2 separate regions of the Homo sapiens genome follow, and region 1 is linked to region 2. A link is a loop called in an ENCODE intact Hi-C map of the cell type or tissue named here. Cell type or tissue: mammary epithelial cell. All regions are shown on one strand. Each heading gives the region's core, and the rest is flanking DNA. Links, peaks and the distances in the headings are about the cores only.

Region 1 (2,814 bases), core at 45-2,544, 87 kb before region 2:
ACTTGGGAGGCTGAGGCAGGAGAATCACTTGAACCCAGGAGGTGGAGGTTGCAATGAGCCGAGATTGCATCACTGCACTCCAGCCTGGCGACAGAGTGAGACTCCATGTCAAAAAAAAAAAAACAAACAAAAAAAACCCAGCATGCTGGGTCTGTCTTTTTAGAGCTTTGGAATCCAATAGCTATAGAGTCAAATGGTAGCTGTGTGATTTTCTCGTCTCTAAAATAAGTGTAATACATAACTCACAAAGTTGTTGAGGAGAAGAAATGAGGTAATATATGTAATATCTGGCATTTAGCAAACATTCAACAAATAACCCATGATGATATCATCATCATTAGAATTATTCCCTGAAGATTATGAAAGAAAATGAAATGCTCTACTTTTTAACATAAGCTACCTAAGCCTGTAAGGTATGGTTTTTCTTTAAACTTCCTGAGCCTTGTTTGTTTCCATGAGTAGTTATTGTCAGGGAGGCAAGGTAACACCTCTCAAGGAGAAGGCTTATCCAACCTAGTGGTATGATATGATTCTACAGTAACACCCACATGCATTTACAGCCTGGGTCTATCATTCCCTAGTTGGGTGGCCTTGGATAAAGTAACTCTGTGGGCTTTGGTGTGGTAATTGTTCCTACTTTATAGGTTGGTTGTTGATGGATTAAATGAGAAAAATGCACGAAAGGCCCTTCAGCACAGTCAGAATGAGAGCTTTTCAAATGTTAGCTACTATTGCCACAGGAAATCTTGGGGAGGCGACTCAGTGTGCCTAGTGCAGTTCTGTTCTGAACGGCTTGTGTGCGTGTGTTTGCCTTTTAGTACCATCTTCCTCATGGGACCAGTGAAACAGCTGAAGCGAATGTTTGAGCCTACTCGTTTGATTGCAACTATCATGGTGCTGGTAAGGTCTGCTTTTTAGCTGGACTTCTCAGATGGGAGTTTTTATTTCTATTGTATAGGATGTTTTTCTTTTTAAATCTAAAGACCTCTTCTCTTTTTCCGTTCAGCTTGACTTATTACCCTATTCCTATAACCATGTGGCAGAAGGGAACACTCTAAGTAATACTACGATCCCCTCCTCCCCTACTTTGTGTTTCAGTGGGTGTCAAGGTGCTACCAGTTCTGAAAAGCACCTCTAGAGGGCATTGCTTGTCAGATGAGCCACAGTGGTGTGGTGGTAGTAAGGGAGCTCAGACACCTTCCTGGTGACTGTGGAAGCCACACACAGGCAGGGCTTAGAGGGAATAACTCAGAAACACAGGACTCATTCTCTAGGGTGGGTGTCCTGTCTTATAGAATGGCCTCTTTATTCCTCATTATCTGACTTGGGGACTTATTACTGTTTTTCATCAGTCTCCCCAAAGTGGGAGTGGCCTCCTTATGGCCTGTCATCCTTGTACCCTGCTCTGACAACATTGTCTTTAGCTTTGTTGTATCTTCCTGTTCCATTGACCCTAAATGCCTCTCATTTTTGGCCTATTTTCTTCCCTGTGGTTGTCAAAATCATTCCAGACCTACATTCTCTGGACTTTTATAGCTATTGCAACATTTGGAACTTGAAGAACATACTTTTATTTTTAGTTTCATTTATATAATCTCATTTGTTCAAATAGGTGAGTTATCAAAAGCTGTGACCACATTTCCTGTTTATTTTGTGTCCTTTTAGAGTATTGGGCACAATGCTGGACACAGAGAATATTTAGGACATATTTGAGTAGTTATTGTTATAGAAGGATGGCGAAGAAAGGCATGGCTGACTGCTCTAGCACCAGTTGTCCTTGGCCAGCCTCAGATGCCCACGGCCTGGACAAGTCTCTTGCAGAAAGAGCTTTCTAAGAATGGCCTTAGGGAAAGTGTTAGGTGATAGGTACACAAGTAACTGGCATGCTGACTGTGAGATTGATATCTCAGGTTAACCTTTGTCCTCACATGTGCTTTCTGCTGCAGAGACTAGCATTTGGTAGGAGTTAAAATAGAAAGATTTGTGTTAAGCTTACTTTAGTGCATTTGAATGAAAAGATGGATGGACGGATGAATGGGTGGGCCTGAAATGTGATTTGTTTGCTGGGCAGAGGTTCTGGGAAAACTTGAAAGTAAAAGAACATCTTATCTATGTGAATCTTTATTGGCTAGTTTGATTTCATGGAGATTTTTAACTATTCTGCCAAATATGGGTGCTCAGGTGGGTTAACTGCTTTGAGATGAAGGATGCATAAGTTTTGTGCATTTGTGAAGAATAACAAGTTTTGAGTTTTTTTTTTCCTGCCATGTTATTGTCATTAATTAATGTTTCCTTTCTTCCTTTAGTTGTGTTTTGCACTTACCCTGTGTTCTGCCTTTTGGGTAAATGTATATTTTAATTTTTCTTAACCATTTTGGCTTTTGCCCCTTGTCTCACACTCTCCTATAACCATATTATTATTTTTCCAGTGGCATAACAAGGGACTTGCACTTATCTTCTGCATTTTGCAGTCTTTGGCATTGACGTGGTAAGTAACCTTTTAAACAATCCCCTCCCACATAGCCCACTGAATAATGTAGCCAAAGGAGATAAAACTCACATATTGTGGGTGGGAGAATTAAGAAAACACAGAAGCTGTTTAATTTAAGGATTCGTAATGATGAAAGTGAAGTCAGGCTCCAGAGCAAATGCCTATCAACCCAGCCCACTGCCAATAGATGGCATTAGTGGTCTTGAGTGGTCACAGGAGGCTCCTTGTTTGCCTGCTGTGGCATTTTTGCTGAACTAATGGTTGATTTTTGAGATGTTACAAATATTATTAAGCCACTCATGTCCGGTAAGTGCAAGGACAAC
Region 2 (2,814 bases), core at 302-2,801:
CCACATGGGGAATGAATATTTTTCTGAAAAGAGATAGGGCAGAGATGAGCAGAGAGAGTAGAAAAGCTAACAGCTGGCCTTAAATTCCTACGGTTGCACTTTTCTTAGCATCTTGTAGGTGGGTCTATTGTTTAGCACAATTATTTACAGAAGGCAAACTGTTATGTAGAGCAGCTAGAAGCATTGGTTGCAGTAAAAGCAGCTGTTTTATTTCATCGTAGACAATCCTGTTTATCTCTCCCAGCCCAATCAAATGTACCCCGCCAAATACTTGGCTATGATCTGAGACCTAGGAAAATAGCATGTGATCTCTGTCTCTCACTTTTTTTTTTGGCATGTGATTTTAAGATTTTCATCTTTAAAGTTATTGTAAAACTCAAGGCCCAGAGCATGGCCCAGAACTAGTGGGAGTTCACAAAACAGATCAAGAATCAGAGTTGGTGAGTCATGCAGGCTCACAGCACTCTGAAACACAGGGATAGGGCTTACTCATCAGTTCAGACATTAGGCGTTCCAAAGGAGGTCCTGGGGGTGTGGTGATGACATTGCCCAGGATCAATTATTTAACTGTTGTTTAAGAGGTAGGAACCTCATCAATGGGTTTACATAGGGAGGAGATAGGAAGTAGAGAAAGCAAAGCGTTCTTCCAGTGCCCTGATCTCTTTCCATGTGGGCTAGTGCCTCATAAGTCCAGAGAGGTTACACTATACGTGGGATAAGGGTAGAATAAGGGCTTGGGGAGCACTTTTTTCTTTCTTTCTTTTTCTTTTTTTTTTTTGAGGCAGCCTGGGCTCTGTCACCCAGGCAGGAGTGCAGTGGTGTGATCTCAGCTCACTGCAACCTCTGCCTCCAGGGTTCAAGTGATTCTCCTGCCTCAGCCTCCCAAGTAGCTGGGATCACAGATGTGCTCTACCATGCCCGGCTAATTTTTTGTATTTTTAGTGGAGACTAAAAATACACCATGGGGTTTCACCATGTTGGCTAGGCTGGTCTCAAACTCCTGACTTCAGGTGATACACCTGCCTTGGCCTCCCACAGTGCTGGGATTACAAGTGTGAGCCAGGCAGCACTTTCTTGAATGTTCTCAGAGTTGTACATAAACCTGAGACATCAGCAACTTCATAAGTAAGGTCTTTGGTATACGCAGAATTTTATATACACTTAGGGTAATTTTTGGGAGGTGAAGAGAAAAAGTGAGGGGAAGGGATCCATAGCTTTTATTAGATTTCCAGTGGGATCCATCATCCCCCCAAAATTAAAATCTACTGCTCTATATGTTCTTCGAATGATATGCTCAGCTCATAACTCTAAGTTTCTATGTAAGTGCTAAGAGCTTATAAATATTCTCCAGCTAGACCTCTTCTCTTGATTCTGGATTCCATGTATACTACACTACCACCTACAGGACATTTCCACTCTGTGTCCTATGGGTGCCTCAATGTCAACACACCTAAAACTCAATAATGGCTTCTCTTTCTATATTACCCATTATAGATGATGGTAGATGAATGACATCACCATTTACCCAGGTACTTAAGTCTCTTTCTTTCATTTGCCACATTTGATTAGCCACTAAGCCTGGTCTCTGCTACCTCAGAAATACTTTTCAATTTAACCCTACCACTTCCTTCTCTCAGTCTCAACTGCTACATCCCTCCTGTAGCCAGAAATGAAAATCACAGTAATAAGCCTTGCACCCCAACTGAGAAAATACTTTAAGTCACAATAGCCTAAAGTTCTAGCAGATTGAGAAATGACCACCTCTTATAACTTACCAAAGTACTGTCTTGCAGAGATACTAATATATAATACCTTAAAATACCTTAGACAGCTGTTCACTTATGTCTAACAAAATAAGTTAGAATTTATTTTGAAATATAGGTGAATCTTTTGTGTATCCAAAGACCAACTTTAGGCTCCTTTGTGAGTTTTGGAGCCAAAGAGAGGAAGCCTGGAATGGAGGCTCCGTTGGCAAAAGGAAATAAGGTTCTAGAAATGCCACTGTGTAAGGGCCTGGGTGAGTAGAGATTTATTTATTTTTTAATTTTATTTTCTAAATGATGAATAATAATTGTACATATGTATGGGGTACACAGTGATGTTTTGATACGTACAAGGTAAAATGATCAAATCAGAATAATCAGTATATTCATCATCTCAGACATTTATCATTCCTTTGCGTTGGGAATGTTCAGTATCCTCTTTTTAGCTATTTGAAACTATATAATACTGTTAACTATAGTCAACAGTGCTCTAGTACTCTAGAACTCCTATCTAATATAACAGTGCCGCAATGAACATCCTTGTACATTTCTCTGGTGAACATACATGAGAGTTTCTGCAGGGTAGATACCTCCAAGTAGAATCCCAGACTTAGAATACGTGTAGCTCAACTTTTGCAGGTATTGTTCAATTGTTCTCTAAACTGGTTGCATCAATTTACAATGTAAGCAGTAATAAATAAGTTTCCAATCTTGCTATCACCCTGTGTTACAAAGCTACATCATGTGTCCCACCACGCCCAACTAATCTTTTTTATTTTTCGTAGAGATGAGGATCTCATGATGTTGACCAGGCTGGTCTCAAACTCCTGGGCTTAAGTAATTCTTTCACCTCGGCCTCCCAAAGTGCTGGGATTACAGATGTGAGCCACCATGTCTGGCAATACACCATACTTTATTTCTCTTTTTGATAGGCGTTCTAAAAATGTATGTATTAGAAGTCCTGTGTTTGTAAGGCAGAAACCCTTAGCAACACCATAAGCAGCAAATACACTTGTAATGTCTCGGATATAAAAGAAACTTAATACAAGTC

Evidence for each region. Peaks named below come from ENCODE experiments on the same cell type or tissue, not always from the same donor. Only the 100,000 strongest peaks of a DNase experiment are listed, where the experiment ranks them.
Region 1: a loop joins it to region 2, with 14 times the contacts of the local background. A loop is called at or near these places in 20 of 110 quality-filtered maps.

The regions. Positions count from the first base shown.
Region 1 is chr1:168,234,283-168,237,096 of GRCh38, forward strand. It overlaps SFT2D2 (SFT2 domain containing 2), which reads left to right. Exons shown (of 8, transcript NM_199344.3): 4 at 819-900; 5 at 2,307-2,342; 6 at 2,430-2,488. Among named protein-coding and RNA genes, the nearest start is that of SFT2D2, 9.7 kb to the left of the region's middle. In mammary epithelial cell, for the core only: a CTCF peak has its summit at 1,135 (motif pointing right); a DNase peak (open chromatin) is centred at 1,169.
Region 2 is chr1:168,320,698-168,323,511 of GRCh38, forward strand. No RefSeq gene overlaps it. Among named protein-coding and RNA genes, the nearest start is that of TBX19, 41 kb to the left of the region's middle. RefSeq lists an enhancer at 294-588. In mammary epithelial cell, for the core only: a CTCF peak has its summit at 1,403 (motif pointing left); DNase peaks (open chromatin) are centred at 474 and 1,394; H3K27ac peaks cover 297 bases.